Linked DNA regions of Mus musculus: region 1 is linked to region 2. A link is a loop called in an ENCODE intact Hi-C map of the cell type or tissue named here. Cell type or tissue: heart. All regions are shown on one strand.

Region 1 (8,000 bases), 440 kb before region 2:
ATAGCAATAACAGTTTCATCAATTAACCATTAAAGCTAAGACAGGAACTCATTTTAAATGTCCTCCATATGATAGTCCCGGTTGTGAAAGTTTCCTTTCCACATTCTAATTTCTGTCTGGTTTTTCTATGTCTTTGTGTGGGTGTAAGCGTGCAGATGTATACAGAGAAGAAAGGTGATATTCCTCAGAAGTTGTCCACTTTGTTTTTTGAGAGAGGGTTTCTTACGAGTTTAAGAGTAACCTTAGTAGGCAGGATAGGCTGGCTGGCCAGGAGGCTCAGGAAACCAACAACTTCTATCTACCTAGTGTGGGGATGATAAAAGTATGTTACCATGTACAATTTTTGTTTGTTGTTGTTATTGTTTTTTTTCTTTTATTTAAGCATAGGTTCTTGGAATAAAACCCAGGTCCCTCATGTTTACAAGGTAAGAACTTCACTGATTAAGATCTTCCTAGCCCTGTTTTGTTTTGTTTTGTTTTTGTAAAGACCACCATCAGCACTGTTTCACTAACCAAAAGGCTTCTGGCACATCACCACATATCCAGGCAAAACAGCCAATAGTGGTGAGCAGGTTAGGAAAAACATTATTATTCTGGAAGTTTAGAAGTTACCAAAGTGTAATATTTTAGCATGTAAAAATAAAAGGCAAGACATCTATATAAGAAAAATTATCATTAAATACGAAGAAACAGTCTTGTTTCTTTGTAAAACTGTGGGCCATTTCATCATTTGAGCATATTCACTCCTACCCTGCCCCCAGATAGCTGTATTTAAAGGTATGTAGGTATAGATTAAAAGTACCCTATCTCTACAGAGACTACAAATCATACAACCTACAAGATTAATAGAAGGGAACTCTCAATACTAATAACTTGCCTCTAGCTTGCCAATTTATGTTATTAATGTTATTAGAAAAAACACAGGGCTAGGTTAGACCTCTGACCCCATCAAAAATGAATAAATAAAAACATACATATATACATTAAGAGTGAGTTCACTGGCCATAAGAAAAACACTTTATGGTTTGACTTCCACAAGTCCTGGAAATGTAAACATGGCCTTATTTCTCTTATGACCACTGTGACTAGGGCTGAGATCACACCTGCCTTTGCTGGGTCCCATCCAGCTTCACAGAGCAAAACGCTCCTCTCCTCATCTTTCTAAAACAACTTCAATCTTAAAAAGTTTGAAGAAAGGTTCTGAAGGAACAAAACTTTTGCATTTCAAACACAAGAGCTTTCACTGTGCTCCAAAGGGGCTCTTGGGAGAATTCATCTGTACCATCCTCAAATTTTCCGAGGCTAGCAACTGACTACAACACATCTAACTTCTGAAGCTATCCCTGCTTCTTCCAGGGCCTCCTGTAGCCTAATCTCCACAATGCAGGTGGAACAAATTATATCCCTCCCCATTTCTGCTCCAGACCTCCCATGGCTTATCTCACTCAGAGCAAACCCAAGTCTTCATACAGCTTCCTATGGTATCTAGACTCCAAACAGGGGCCCAGAAATAACCATTCTTGGCCTACCACATTTCTATACAGCCCAAAGGGTTAACCAAATTTTTAGTTTTAGGTCATTAAAAAATAATGCAAATGCAGAAAATCTTGTAATACGTGAAAACTCTATCAAGTCCCAAGGCTGGTATCCAGGAACGAGCTCTACTGAACAGAACCAAGCTATGGCTACACTAAGTTTTCGGCACATGAAGTTTAAGGATTCACTCCAGCTCTTTACAGAGGATGTAGATCCCTGCCCTAAAGTATCTGCTGTACATAAGGATCTCATTTCTCGTATTTAGAATGATCCAAGTTTGGTACCCACAGGCAAAGAAATCGTGGCTGAGAAAGGCTGCCTGGTCTCCAAAACCATGACTTCTCTGGTTACAACTTTTACCTGAAAACCTCATGCTCTGTCTTTGGAGTAGAGACAGGCCCCTTGCCACCTTCATGTCTCTGCTCACCTTCAGATGAGTCCTGACTACAGCCTACACCCTGCTCCCACTCTGCTTTGGCTCATAGTGAACACCTCACCAACTGTATGAAGCCACTGGCATTCCTTGACTGATGGTGACTGCAAAGTACCGGCTTCAGAACAGCTGGACTTCATCTGTGGTGTTCACCACTATATGCACCTCCAGTGGCAAAAACAAAATACTGAATTATATTGACGTCAAACATATGCAAGCATGTACTTCCTTTAAAAGTCATATTGGTACAATATGCCAGCACAGATAACTATAATAAGCAATGTGAATTAAGGCCAGAGTTTTACTTTGTTCTTCATAGAAATTACCTAGTACAGATATCTTGCAACTATCACACACAGTACCTTGTACTGAAAAGTGGAATAATAAAGGGAAAAAAGCTATTGCCCACAAGACAGATAACTCTTCCTAAGAGCTCCACAGGCTGTCAAATAAAAATGCAACTTATGGAATAAAATATCTCGGGGGGGGGGTACCAATGGTCTGGGTATAAAAAATCCTTGACTTTTTTTTCATCATTTTGACTTTATAAAACAGATGGCTTTTCAAGCAAAACCCAGCATTAAGGTTCCCAGTAAAGTTAACCATACCATCAAGGCATAGGACAGCAACAGTTTCTTAAGGGCAGTCCCCACAGGTGGGTGGGAAAGATAAAGCGAGGTAGACAGAAAGTCTTGGCAGACTTCTAGCCTAAAGAGGAGTGTCACTCTGTAGGAAAAGCAGAGGACAAAAGACAAATAGCTGGACTGTTGACAATTTAACCCTTGCCCCTCAGGGTGGAGTCAAGGAGGCAAGAACTCTGAAAAAAGAAAGAATTGCATATTATGTAAAGGAGAATCAAGGTTGAAATTCTGTGTTAGAAGGTACTTAAAAGATTATTCATTTAAAAACAAACTGTTTTTCACATGGCATGAGTAATTGTCCTAGGGACTGAAAACCAAGGTTTCAGAGAGACCTAAAGAAAAGAGACTGGCTGAGAACCATAGCAACTGTGACCCAAGGATGACATCAAACAAACCTGTCACAGAATGGTCTTCCTGTAACCTAGGCTCACGTTGGCACAATGGGGAACAGGGGTGGGGGTGGGGGTTTCCGGCAAGAACTCCAGCTGTTCTAATAGAAGGGGCCAGCTTAGAGAGTCACACTACAGATATGAAGCCACCTGGGCCAGTTAGCAGGTGAGAGGGTTCAAAGGAAGAAAAGCAAGTTAGGTGACGGACAAGAGCATGAGGGAATAACAGGGATGATGATTAATCGTCATCGAGACCTTAACTGATTAGAAAAAGACAACTCTCAGGACGTCGGTGATGGCTTATCCCCCGAGGATGTGATCATAAGGGCACTGACCTAGTCAATGGTTTAACCCAGTAGATTCAAAATATGAGGAAATGACTGGAGGTAATGAAAGATACAAGTGTGGCTGAGCAGAAGAAAATACATCCCGATGCGTGCTCTTGGGGCTAACGCTTGTCTTGCTCTCTACTCTCCCCTTCTGTGATTCCCGTCCACAGGAGCAAATAGTCCCTGACTCATGCTCTGGCCACCTTGAAGGACCATGATGCCTTGCCTCACCACAAGCCCAGAATCTACAACCATTCAAAAGGGGCCTGAACCTCTGAAACTGAGTCAAAACAAATCTGTTCTCCCTAAAGTTGTTTTGGTTGGATATTTTTCAGCACAGAGATTTGGAAGTAACTGCCAAAGCAGATGATGGGCGACTCTCAGACTTAAAAGAGGAGGAGCAAGTGAGAGGGGTCTACGGGCTTGAGAGAGAGAACTCGCACAAAGATTTGTGGTTGAAGGGCACTCGGAAGGGTGACATGGGCTTTGGAAGGGCATAATCTGGGACAAAAATTACACAGATCTCGGGCTCAGAGGAGTACCAGATGATGGGGGATGCATATGAAAAAGGCAGACAAACGAGTATGTGCTCAGACGCGGGCCCAGCCAAGGCCTTCTGATCTGCTTCCTCCGCCCAGCGCTCTTGTTCGGAAGCCTAACAGGGAGAGCACTTCAGGGTCCCAAAGAAAAAGACCCTTAAGTCGGCGAGTCCTTACCGAGACACACGAACAGCACTGACTTGGACCCAACCTCTGCCATGTTTCGGTGCAGACCCTGGCGCCCAGAAACCGCGTCGGGACGAGGCGCATGCGCACTGCCAGGGTTCTGACCGTGGACATGCGCAGTCCGCCGCCCCACGTTCGTACGCGGCCAGAGGCGGGGCCAGAAGTCGCCTAGAGGGCGGGGCTTAGGCGTTCGGGTTGGCAGCCCGGGCTAGCGTTCACTCTGAGCTCTGCCCAGGTCGCACGTCTAAGGAGTGAGGGCGGGGTGAACGCGGGGCGACCCCCAGAGCAGCTTGGGTGGCACGGTGTTGAGCAGGGAGGATTAGGATGTGCCAGGGCAGCCAATGAACTCAAGGATAGCGGCTTGCAGAGCCTCCTAGGGTGGCTCCTCCGATCGGAGCTACCCGCCCTTCCAAGCTAAGTTACCCCTTTGGACCACCGACCCCAGGCCGGGCCACGGTACTTAGCAGTGGGTTTCCCCGATTAAGAAGAGGGGGTGATTTACAAGGCTTCAAAGGAATGAGGCGGGTGGACGCAGATGAGCTACGTTCTGAGCAAGGGTATAGGACCAGTGATCGCTTTGGCAAAAACAGGGCATACACCTATTCCCTTACCTGGGTCAGGTGTGCGCCCGCTGGGCGGGTCCCGTCAGGGAGGCGGACCAAGGAGAACGCTTTCCTCTTCCTGGACTGGAGTGAGGAGCTCGGGTACCGAGAGGAGCGGCAGGCACCAGTGAGTAAGGGTCTGAGCGGCTGGGGCGTGTCGGCACCGCGGCAACTCTTCCTCTTGCGATGGGCGTTGTGAAAGAGGAGAGAAAACAGTCAAGTCCCTGGGTTTGTCTGGGCGCATCCACCAAGATCATACTGCACGGATCCTTTTGTAAATCCTCAGAACTCAAGATTAGTTTTCTACACTCCTGGCTAAAGGTTTTGGTTGATTGTTAACCACAGTCGTTCCGCTTCATTGCAGAAAAAAAATTTTTTTTCCTCCAGCATTTCCAGTTTTGAAGACAGACTTTCATTTTGTTATTTTTCCCCTAATATCTGATGTTTTACCATCTTCTGGTTTCAAATTGTTTTGAGAATTGGCATCCTGTGTACTTGACACAGATGAAGGAGGTGCAGATTGGGGGTTGTGTAGGGCCTTTGTGGGAATGTGATCTCTGGGAAAGGATAGTCCCTAGGGGAGGGGCTCACATGCGTTTGGGACTTCCAGAGGTAGAGGTGTCAGGACTTTGACACAGTGTCTTTGGTTCTGCGATACTTTACAAAGGGGTGGTGTGGAGGGTAATTTGATTGCTGCATCTCTAGTATATAGTGCCTGTATGGTTTTTTTTGTTTGGTTTGGTTATTGTTTTGTTTTGTTTGTTTTGTTTTCTTTTAGTGCTCTGAACAATAGGAATAGGTAACAATAGGAAGCAGGTTTCTCCCCTGGCAAAATGTGCCGGCTTCTTTTCAACAGATGTTACTACTGCCCTGCCAAGGCAGACCAGGGAAGAAAGACTTGAAGTAACCACCTCCATGGAGGAATGCCCTGGCCTGGGGCAGAAGCCTTGCCCTGTTCTGTGTTTACCAAGTGAACAGGTTCTGTATTCCTGCTGGCCCAGGTATTTTCCTTGAGATATGAGGAAATGTTTCGATTACTAATGAGTTAGTTCACTTGTACACAAAGTTTAGAGAATAACACGGCTGGGTTGAAGGTGCTGTTTTATTCTGCTCTGTGGCCTGTTATTGAAATACCATAGTAGCATCTGGTTGTTTGTAAATTGCTATGTTGGAGGTTAAAATAGACTAAGTGATAACATTCATCCTGTTTGTTGCATCTTAACTAAGGAGAATTGGTTATTGGCTCACTGTGTTCAATGTCTGTGAAATAAGTCAATATTACCTTGGTTTTTGTTTTTTCTCTTTTTTACCTTTCAAAGAAAATTAGCTTTAAAACTCTGGTTACATTTACTCTGGTTTTTTTTAATTGATACATTGTGACTAAGAGTCCTTGTCCATTCACTCATTTGCAGGTGGTATTGTGAAGTGCAGGACTCTACCATAACATTCACTTATCCCCCCCCCTTTTTTTTTAACTGACATGCACAAAGCATGCATCTGTGATCTTTTCCTATCCCAACATTTCCCTCAATTTCTCTGGGAAGCAGATACAAAGCAAAGATTTTTTTCTGCCCTTTGCTTCCAGTTCTTTGTCCCCATCCAAAGCCTTGGGGAGATGGGGGGGACAGTGGGGTTCACATGGATAATTTGGTTGTAAATTTTGCTTAAGGAGATTAATGGTCTAGCTAGGAACATGGACTGCGACTTATGGATATGACAAACTTGGTCTCCCTACAACAAAGTAAGTAGTCAAAGCTCAAGCCCCAGAAAGACTACAGTGATCTAGAAACAAAGGCAGGAGGTGTCAACAGCGTGTTTAACGGTGAGCATCTCAAGAAAGACAGCATCTCAGAGCCTCCTGAGAGACTTAACCTTTGGGCAGAGGCAAGGCAGGCAGGGATGGTAAGGTTTTATCAACTATTCTAAAAACAGTATTAACTTAGTTGTGTTCTTATTTCTTTGATCTCTAATGGAATTTTTATCAAATTAGCAAATTAACCCATGTAAATTAAAATTTGAGGACATGGTTTAACACAGAATGAAAATTTAGAAAGCCATGTCTAGATGCCCTTTTCCCAAATGTGCCCTTTTTATATTTCTGTTGATGTTTGGTTTTGTTTGTTTAAAATGTTTAATGGTTTTGAGAGTTGATTGTTGGTGGCATTAATTTATGATCTATAAATTATCTATAGCAAGAGCAGGGTGACACCAGGCAGTGGTGGCACATGCCTTTAATCCCAGTATTTGGGAAGCAGAGGAAGTAGGATTTCTGAGTTCGAGGCCAGCCTGGTCTACAGAGTGAGTTCCAGGACAGCCAGGGCTACACAAAGAAACCCTGTCTTGAAAAAAACAAAACAACAAAAAAACCAAAAAGAGAGCAGGGTGACACATATGCATGAAATCTTGCTTCTTTGTTTTTTAGTTTTTCTTCTCTCTTAATGTTCAGGGGCCCCTGCCTAGGAAATGGTACCACCACCCATAATGACTAAGTTAAGACAGTTCTCTACAGACATGCCCACATCACTAGCTGATCTAGATAATTCCTCTTTAAAACTGTCTTCCCAAATGATTCTAGGTTGTGTCAAGTTGAAAGCTAAAACTAATTAGCATATTAACCAAAGTTGAAGAGTTGCAAGTTCAAGGGAGAAGTCAGTCCAATGCAAATTTCCAAGGTGCAGGATCTCTGGAAGAAAATCATTTCAAGTGGGAAACCGGTAACAAGAAAACTTGATTGGAATTCCCAAATAAGTGAATATGCTAAGCTGAACCCTGGGGACACTTAGGGCATTTTTTTTTTTTTGCCTGTCTTTCCTTTTGTGTGTCACCAAATAGTCAGATTATAAGTAGATGGAGTTGGCTGCAGATGGGGATGTCCAAAGTGTTCTAGGACTTAAAAGATAGTGTGAATGTCACCAGGACAGAAATGGAAAGGGGAGAAGAAAACAGATTAGTTGACACTGAAGGCATAACACTTTGAGGGAAGAGAACTTGAAGAAACAATAACCAAACTTCAGAAAGAAGCAAAGGATGGCATGGACTGCGAGACAAGGGCCAAACCCTCAGTGACACATTTGGGGAAAAAAAAAAATCAAATGAACAAATAGATCTGGAATTTGTAAGCCAAAATGGGGGAGAAAACCTTAAAATATAAGAAGGGATAACCCTTGATTTAAGAAAACACTTGATTTGATTAAAGGATTAGGTGAACCATTTTGAAAAATATTCAAAATATGTATGCATGTGCATATATGCAAAAACATATTTATACTTGAAAGATATCCATAATATGTAAGGATGATTTACAAAACAAGACAATGCACATTTTAAGTGGGCAAAGTATTTTAA
Region 2 (8,000 bases):
TCTCTATTCATAACACAGGAAGGCTAACAGAGAAGTGTGGCCAAAGCAGGACAGGCACTAGAACTTAAGACTGTCTGAAACAAAGCTAAGCCCTGCATGTGTCAGATAAGAGTACTGGCGTTTTAGCTGGTACTACTCTGTATGGTGACCATGCTGAACATTCTGTGATACAGCAACTGAAACAGACAGGACTGCAGTTTTCTTTTATTCAGTAAGCAGGCAGTGAAGACCAACTGTGCCACCTTAGGTACTAAAGAAAAATCAGTCTTTGCCCCAGTAAAGCTTCTATTTTTGAGAGGAAAAGTTATTAAGTAAACAATTCAGCTTCATGTAAGTGTATAAAATTACTATTTCATCTATCCTAAAATATACTAATTTTATACTTATAATTTGACAATGTCAAGAGACACCCCCCCCCGAACCCCCTGATTAAAGGTTACTGTCTCTTAGTTTGTTTTTTTGTTGCTGTGATCAACATCATGACTAAAAGCAACTTAGGGAAGCCAAGACAGGAAGGAACCTAAAGGCAGGAACTAAAGCAGAAGGCCTAGAAGAATGCTGCTTACTGGATTGCTTAGCTTGCTTTCTTATATAGCCAAGGCCTACCTGCTACAGTGGATTGCACCCTTCCACTACACACATGCCCACAGGCCAATCTGATGGGAAGAATTCCTCAAATCGAAGTCCCTTTTCCCTGGAGACTCTAGTTTGTGTCAAGTAGACAAGAACTAACCAGCATGGACTCACTCCATAAAATCTAAGTGCCTGTGCAAAGACTGAAAATAGGAGGCTCTGATTACACCATAACATTCTGTTACACGATATCCAAGGCTGTCCTCTCATCTCCACACCTGCACTGTGGCATGCACACAGGGACTCATACATGTACACACATCCTAACACAGATCAAAATTAAAGAATAAAATACCTTTTTTTTTTGTTGTTTTGTTTTTTGTTTTTGGTTTTGGTTTTGGTTTTTCAAGACAGGGTTTCTCTGTGTAGCCCTGGCTGTCCCAGAACTCACTTTGTAGACCAGGCTGGCCTCGAACTCAGAAATCCACCTGCCTCTGTCTCCCAAGTGCTGGGATTAAAGGCGTGCACCACCACTGCCCGGCAATAAAATACTTTTAAATACAAATTTTAATGGGTTCAGTAAATGTATCACTTCAGTACTTTTTGTAAGTTAAATACCTTATCAAAAACCCATTTATCCCATTCCAAGTGCTTATAAAAAAAAAAACCAAAACACCTATCTTTTATAGAAAATTCAAAACTTCAAGAAAGCATTAAGAAGGAAATTATACACCCCACAGCTCCCTTCTCTGTATATAATAGTAGTCTTAAAGAATTTCATTCAAGATTTCAAAAATCATTATCATCACAGCTCTGAAACAACCAACACAATCTGACCCAATAGACAAAATTAATTCTTAAAAGCTGTAATACATAAAAATGCTCAACTCAAAACCCACCTGCAGTTCTCCCTCACCAGTGGAGTAAAATCCATGCTGTCTGCCTAGAAAGACTTCGGTGCTGGGGTCCCTCGACCTCTCTGATCTTATTCCTTGGGTTTTGCAAGCCACCTAGTCTTCGTGCTTTTCCTGGAGGTTCCCGAATTAAGATCCATCTGAGGCCTTTCTCACTGAAACAACTTTTCATATCCTCACTCCCTCCATCTCCTCGGAAGGCTTTCCTGACATCCTCTCACGGACTCCTAGTAACCTGCTTTAATTTTCAGTTTCTTCTCCAAACACTTAGAATACTTACGTACTGTTCACCTTAAGAACGGGCTTGGCCATGTTTACCTCTCGTAGCATACAGGGTGTACAGACAACAGTAAACAAGCACACAGATTAACACTACAAGTCACTCTAACATTCACTTTCCTCAGCTACTCGGATTGAAAACTGCTGTTATCAGGTACTTACTTGGTTGATCTGCATAAGTTCTTAAAGGAACTGAAGAAACTCCTTGTAGGCCATGAGATATCCGATTGAAATGGCCTTTCTAGAATAGAAAAAAAAAAGACAAAAGAAATTTTCCTGTTAAGTAAAATATAATTTTTAAAACAGGCTGGCAAAATAGCCCGCTGGCTAAAGGCTCCTGCCACCAAGGGTGACTTCCCAAGTTTAATCCGTGGGAACTATATGGTGGCAGAGACCTGACTCCCAGAAGCTGTCTTCTGGCATCCTTTCATCCTATGTTGCACGCTCATGCCCACAGGCATGTGCACAAGTAATACATGTAATTTAAAAGGTCGATGACAACTGGGGCAAATGTATCAAGCAATAATACTAATGGACTTTCTCTGCCGCAAACAGGTATCCTACCAATTTCCCTTTTTTGTCCATAATATTAAACTTTCACAATCTTACCTTGCCAGGTCTGCCTTATTATTATGAACATTCAATGAACCATTTCATATTAAATCTAATAAAAATATATTTAATGGCTTACAGTTTTATTAAAACTTCAGAAAGCATTGTTAATTTTATTGCCAAGGATCAGTTTAGTATTCTAATTAAAATCCCAAAACTTTGAATTCAGGTATTTAAGTATTTCAATGATATTCATTTCATCTGTCATTCTGCTTCCTAACAAATCTACTTAACAGTCTGTAATCACTTATAAGATCTATAAAGATGTTCTTAAGCCACCAACTGGACTAGGAAAATGTACCAACAACGGAGTGGCCTCACATTCTGGAAGTCCCACAAATTGCATCATAATCTCACACTCTCTAAGCAGTGTGACTACCATTTCCTAAGGCCAGGGCCACATAAAGAAAGCACACTTCCAGCTCCTATCACAGCGAGTAAGCAATGGACAGCAGCGACAATATACTCTGATGCAGCAAGGTTTTTTACTTGAAGACAACTTCTGCACCTGAGATCAAGATATGCCAACCAAAGAGGAACAAAGAACTGTCTGTACTGAGAGACGCGGCTCACCTTCTCCCTAAAACAGTGACATTTTGCGTGTTACATTAACTTTTAAAGACACAGACGGCTCAGCCGTGAAGAGTCTCATTTCTGTATTGTCCCTAAAGTTATCCTGCTACCCTGCCACTAGGCCTCATACATTCAATTTGGCAGCTGTCAATTGGCAGGTGAAATGGGAAAGTTGTTTGGACGACAAACCGCTGCAATTAAAACTATAAGCCCCAGGGCCTGACTGATGGCAGGGTGCACTAGTTTAGAGACGTGAATGAAAACAGATCCTTGGAGGAGGAACTCGCGGGACGGTGTGTTGGAGCTGACCACGTCTGGGCCAGTCGGGCCTCAAGGTTACTTCCCCGCCGTAGGAGAGTAGGCCACCCCCCGGGTCATTAGGATGAGGCGAAAGGTAGGAAGGGGCAGGCCGCGCGTGGCAAGGGTCATTTACTCCTCCCCGAAACTGGGGGAGGGCCCAGGCCCCTGGACCAGCGTCCGGGTCGTGTGGGGCTGCGGGCAGTCATTCCGCAGCAGGGCCCTCCCGAGCCCGGGCTCGCGCTCCCCGCTGCCTCGGGAGGCCGCACCGAGCCGGCATAGAGGCGGGGCCGCGGCGGTTCCCGGCGGCAGGCCGCGTCCGGGCCCACAGCGGGCGTCTAAGTGCCTGTGGTCCAGCATCATCCCCTCGCGGGCCGCCCTCACCTTGGCCAAGGAGCGGTACACACGACTCCAGCTCTGCATCGTCCCTCGGTCCCGTCCCTCCAACCAGGGGTTTTCACCTCCGCTGAACGCCTGGTAAGACTTATCCAAGGTCTCCCCACCCTGCGCCTGCGCAACATATACGTCATCGCCGAGGAGCAGCGCGATTGGCCCGAAAGGCAGAGGCTTTCCGGTCGCTTCGTCGTGCGCTGTCGTGAAGGGCGCTGCGCTTTGTGGCAGCTGGGGAATTGGAGAACTGTTGCTCAAATGACTGGAGTAGAGTTGCAAATTATCCTTGAAAGACGAACTAGATAAATAAAAATGTTGTTTCTTCAGTAAAGCCCACAGAAAGTAAAGTTTAAATAGGAAAGGAAGAAAAGTTTGACAACTTGACAAGCTTATGGTTGTGCTAGATATTCGTGGGCAGTAGGCTTTATCTAGCTTTACAAAAACCGTATGAACTGTTTGCATTTTCTGGATGGAGCCCTGAGAGGTTAAAGAAAGCAAAGGAGAGGTAACTGCAGCTCTACGAACAAAGGCTTTGATTTTAACGGCTGGTTTACAATCTCTGTTCTCGAAGGCAATGGAAAGGATAGGCTTGAACCTTTCTTCACCAACATCCTGTTCTGAAAACTGCGCTAACAAAAAGTATAGAAAACAAGCTCCCTTCTATTTTTGTATTTTGAAAGCACGCCTCCCTTGTAGAAGAAACTAGAAGGGTTGGGATGGTGGGTGAGGTGTTAGGTTTTCATTGAGAGTGCACCTAAAAGATTGCTAACTGTTGTCTATAAGATTGAGCACAGAGCCTGGCGTGGTGGGCTACGCCTTTAATCCCAGCACTCGGGAGGCAGAGGCAGGCAGATTTCTCAGTTCGAGGCCAGGCCAGCCTGGTCTACAGAGTGAGTTCCAGGACAGCCAGAGCTCCCTATCTCGAAAAACAAAAACAAAAACAAAAAAAAAAAAAAAATTGAGCACAGAGATTTAAGGTCTGATACCACTTTGTAATAACAGTCTCTAGTTTAAACCTTAACTCTATACTTCTCAAAAGTTTACAGCCCAGGCACTGTACTGAACTCCATAGAGTTAGGGATTAGATGAATATTACTTCTTACCTATCTATGCCCATTTAGAAGGAAAAAGACATGAATAAATGATTTTTTAATGTTATGACGAAAGCTAGCTGTTACCAAATATTAATCACCACCACAACCCCTTTTTGGTTTCTTGAGAGAGTGTCTCATGTGTCCCAGACTGGCTTCAAACTCAATATAGAGCTTAGAATGACCTTGAATTTATAGTCCTCTTGCCTTCATCTCCTGAGTGCTGGGATTACAGGTGCCCACCACCATGTGTTGCTGATTGCTGGGAACGGAACCCAGAGCTTCTAGTATACCAGGCAAGCATTCTTCACCTGAGTTACATCTTAAGCCCTTGTTTTCCCCTTTCATAAGATAAGAGATTGTTCAGCTGGACAGATGGGTATTCAGAATAGCATTGTCTTTTCCGGGTCCCATACAGCTAAAGGTAGACGTATGATCAAATACTGGTCAATGATCTCCATTTATTGTTGCATCCAACTCGACCAGCAAGGAAAACGCAACCACCGGTTCTTCTTAAAGCAGTTTACTCAGGCAGCTTCTCTCTTCAAATCCCCCGCCTCTCGGGGTACAAGTGTTTTTATCCACTCAAGCCATAACCACGCCTCAACCAATCACCACAGGTCACATCACCTCACCAGGAAGGCTTGCTCAGCCAATCAGGGATTAAGGGCTAGCCATCCACCAAATATGGGCTTGTTTACTGCCTGGCACAGATTTCCGTCTGGGCTGGCCAGGGAGTCTGGAATGGCTTCCCACAATTCCCCCTTTTATATTCTTTTGAAGCAAGCTCCGTGGGTGAAGATAGAGGTCTGATCCCCAGTGTGCAGAAATAGGGGCCATGTACAGGATTGACTCTTAGGCTCACAGGGTTTTACCCAGAGCAACCCTGACCTGCTCCCATGCCGTTTTTCATGGGGGAAGAACACTAGGACACTCAACCCTCATGCAATCAGACGTACCTCCCAGAGATTGTCAAACAGCGTCCAGACTAACTTCTGTGCAGTGCTTAGCCTTACAACCCTGCAGAGCGATGGCTTCATTGTTCATTCTTCATGGCAACAAGCCAAATCTGAGGTGACTGCCCTGCTTCCACTGTGGCAAAAGCTTGCACCACCATGGCGGCAGTGTGGACCTGGGCATTCTGCAACCAACACATACACCATACACACAACATGCATGCCAAAACAAGGGCCACAGCAAGGGCACCTATCTCAGCCCATTCTTTCCTGATGCCAAGCCAGGATCCACTCGGGTAGAATTCACAGCGACAATCGCCGAGTGAAGCTCATTCATCTTGCCATCAAAATTTGCAGTCCAATTTCTTAATAGGAATTTCTTAACAGGATCAGCTTCTTCATTTTGACACTGTCGCACTATTCACTCTGGAACCCACACTGGCTCTGCGTGATTCTGTGGAAACATGCAAACAGACCCTCTCGCCCAGCCCAACACAGGATCTGGACCATTCCATGATCCTGTAAGCACATCCCTCCATTTAGCATACCCCAGATTACTGGGGCTGGTATTAGCATGTCGTTCAGCAGCAGAGCGACCTTCCTTATCCAATTGTAAACATTTTAAGGTAAAAAGAGCTAAGGAGAGTCTTATTTTTGGGGGTATGGCCATAGCCTATTCCCTGTCTTTGTTTTATTAATAATTCTTTTAAGGTTCTATGTGCTCGTTCAATGATTCCTTGGCCTTGAGGATTATATGGCAGTCCGTGTTTAACTTGTACTTCCATCTGTTGACAAAAAGACACCAGGGTTTTGGCAGTATATGCAGGGCCATTGTCTGTTTTAAGTTGTTGGGGTTTACCCCAAGCTGCCCAGGCCTCCAAACAATGCTGTATAACATGGGAGGCCTTTTCCCCTGCCATGGGAGATGCATAAACTATTCCTGAACATGTGTCAATGGATACATGAATGTATTTGCCAAATTCTGAAAAATGTGTCACATCTATCTGCCACACCTGTAGAGGGAGCAATCCTCTAGGATGCACTCCATAAGAAGGTGGGTGTTGAAACTCAAGGCAACATACACAGGTAGTGACTACATCCCGAGCTTGTGCTCTAGAGATTCCAAATTTTCTCTGCAGAGTTTTAGCATTAACATGAATTTTAGAATGAAATTGTAAGGCTAACTCCATAGGGGATGCTAAAAATATGAACTCCATACGAGTACAATTATCCACAATATCATTTCTCCTACTTAAGGGTCCTGGAAGCCCACTATGGGCACGGACATGTCCAATATATAATGGTTGGCGTCTTTCCCACAGCAACTTCTGTAATTGTAAGGCCAAGGCTTGGATGGTACTAGGAGCTTTTATTTGGCCAGCCACTTGTAGGGATAAAACTAAATTAAGTACATATTGTGAATCTGAAATTAGATTAAAAGGAAAATCACAATCCTTAATGACTTCAATAACTATTTGTAATTCCACCATCTGTGGAGTACAGGGATAATACTGCCTGACCACAGGAACTTTCCTCTCTACTATATATACTCCACATCCGGTTTTTGATCCATCAGTAAACACGTTAACTGCATCCTTAATGGGTGTTTTCCTCACCACTTGAGGGAAAATGACTGGATGTTCCTTAAAAAAGGTCATTAACGGATGTTTGGTATAATGATTATCAAATGGGCCCTCATTAATACAGGCTAAAATAGCCCACTCATCAATATTTGCTGTTAGGACCTTTTGCTGATACCCATCATAAGGGATTACAATAGAGCTGGTTTTTATACCAAAAAATTGTAAACAATGCTGAATTCCCAACAAGGCTAAAAAAGCCACTGTTGTAGGCTTTGTAATGATCTAATGTCCTCCCAGCGGATATTTTGGAATGGATCCATAACAATGGGCCTTCTTGCCACAATAATCCTGTGGGTTGCATCTCAGTAGGTAATATTATCAAAATGATGGGTAACCCTTCTCTACAATGCTGAAGCTGGGCTTTAATCAATTCTTCTTCCACTAGGGTAAGGGCCTTTCTAGCCTCAGGTGTTAGTTCCCTTTTGGAACTTAACTCTGAGTCTCTTTCTAAAATTTGAAACAGAGGTTTTAATTTAACATTTGGGATCTTCAAATAGGGCCGAATCCAATTGATATTGCCTAACAATTTCTGAAAATCATTTAAAGTATGCAAGAAATCAACCCTCAACTGTATCTTTTGAGGCCAAACGGCTGTAGGAGTGAACCTTGCTCCTAAATAGGACACTATTTTTTAACAAATCTCTACCCCATAAGGTAATGGGCAGCTCAAGC

Evidence for each region. A loop is a pair of places that touch in the nucleus more often than their neighbours do. Peaks named below come from ENCODE experiments on the same cell type or tissue, not always from the same donor. Only the 100,000 strongest peaks of a DNase experiment are listed, where the experiment ranks them.
Region 1: a loop joins it to region 2, with 4 times the contacts of the local background. A loop is called at or near these places in 2 of 42 quality-filtered maps.

What each region holds. Positions count from the first base shown.
Region 1 is chr12:30,907,446-30,915,445 of GRCm38, forward strand. It overlaps Acp1 (acid phosphatase 1, soluble), which reads right to left and starts at 4,167. Exons shown (of 6, transcript NM_021330.4): 1 at 4,045-4,167. The coding sequence starts at 4,087. It overlaps Sh3yl1 (Sh3 domain YSC-like 1), which reads left to right and starts at 4,224. Exons shown (of 10, transcript NM_013709.5): 1 at 4,224-4,782. The coding sequence starts at 4,782. In heart, no CTCF peak of the experiment used is centred here; a DNase peak (open chromatin) is centred at 4,226; H3K4me3 peaks cover 2,992 bases; H3K27ac peaks cover 2,808 bases.
Region 2 is chr12:31,347,669-31,355,668 of GRCm38, forward strand. Dld (dihydrolipoamide dehydrogenase) reads right to left here and starts at 3,803. Exons shown (of 14, transcript NM_007861.5): 1 at 3,633-3,803; 2 at 1,929-2,007. The coding sequence starts at 3,671. In heart, a CTCF peak has its summit at 3,862; a DNase peak (open chromatin) is centred at 3,773; H3K4me3 peaks cover 1,837 bases; H3K27ac peaks cover 1,550 bases.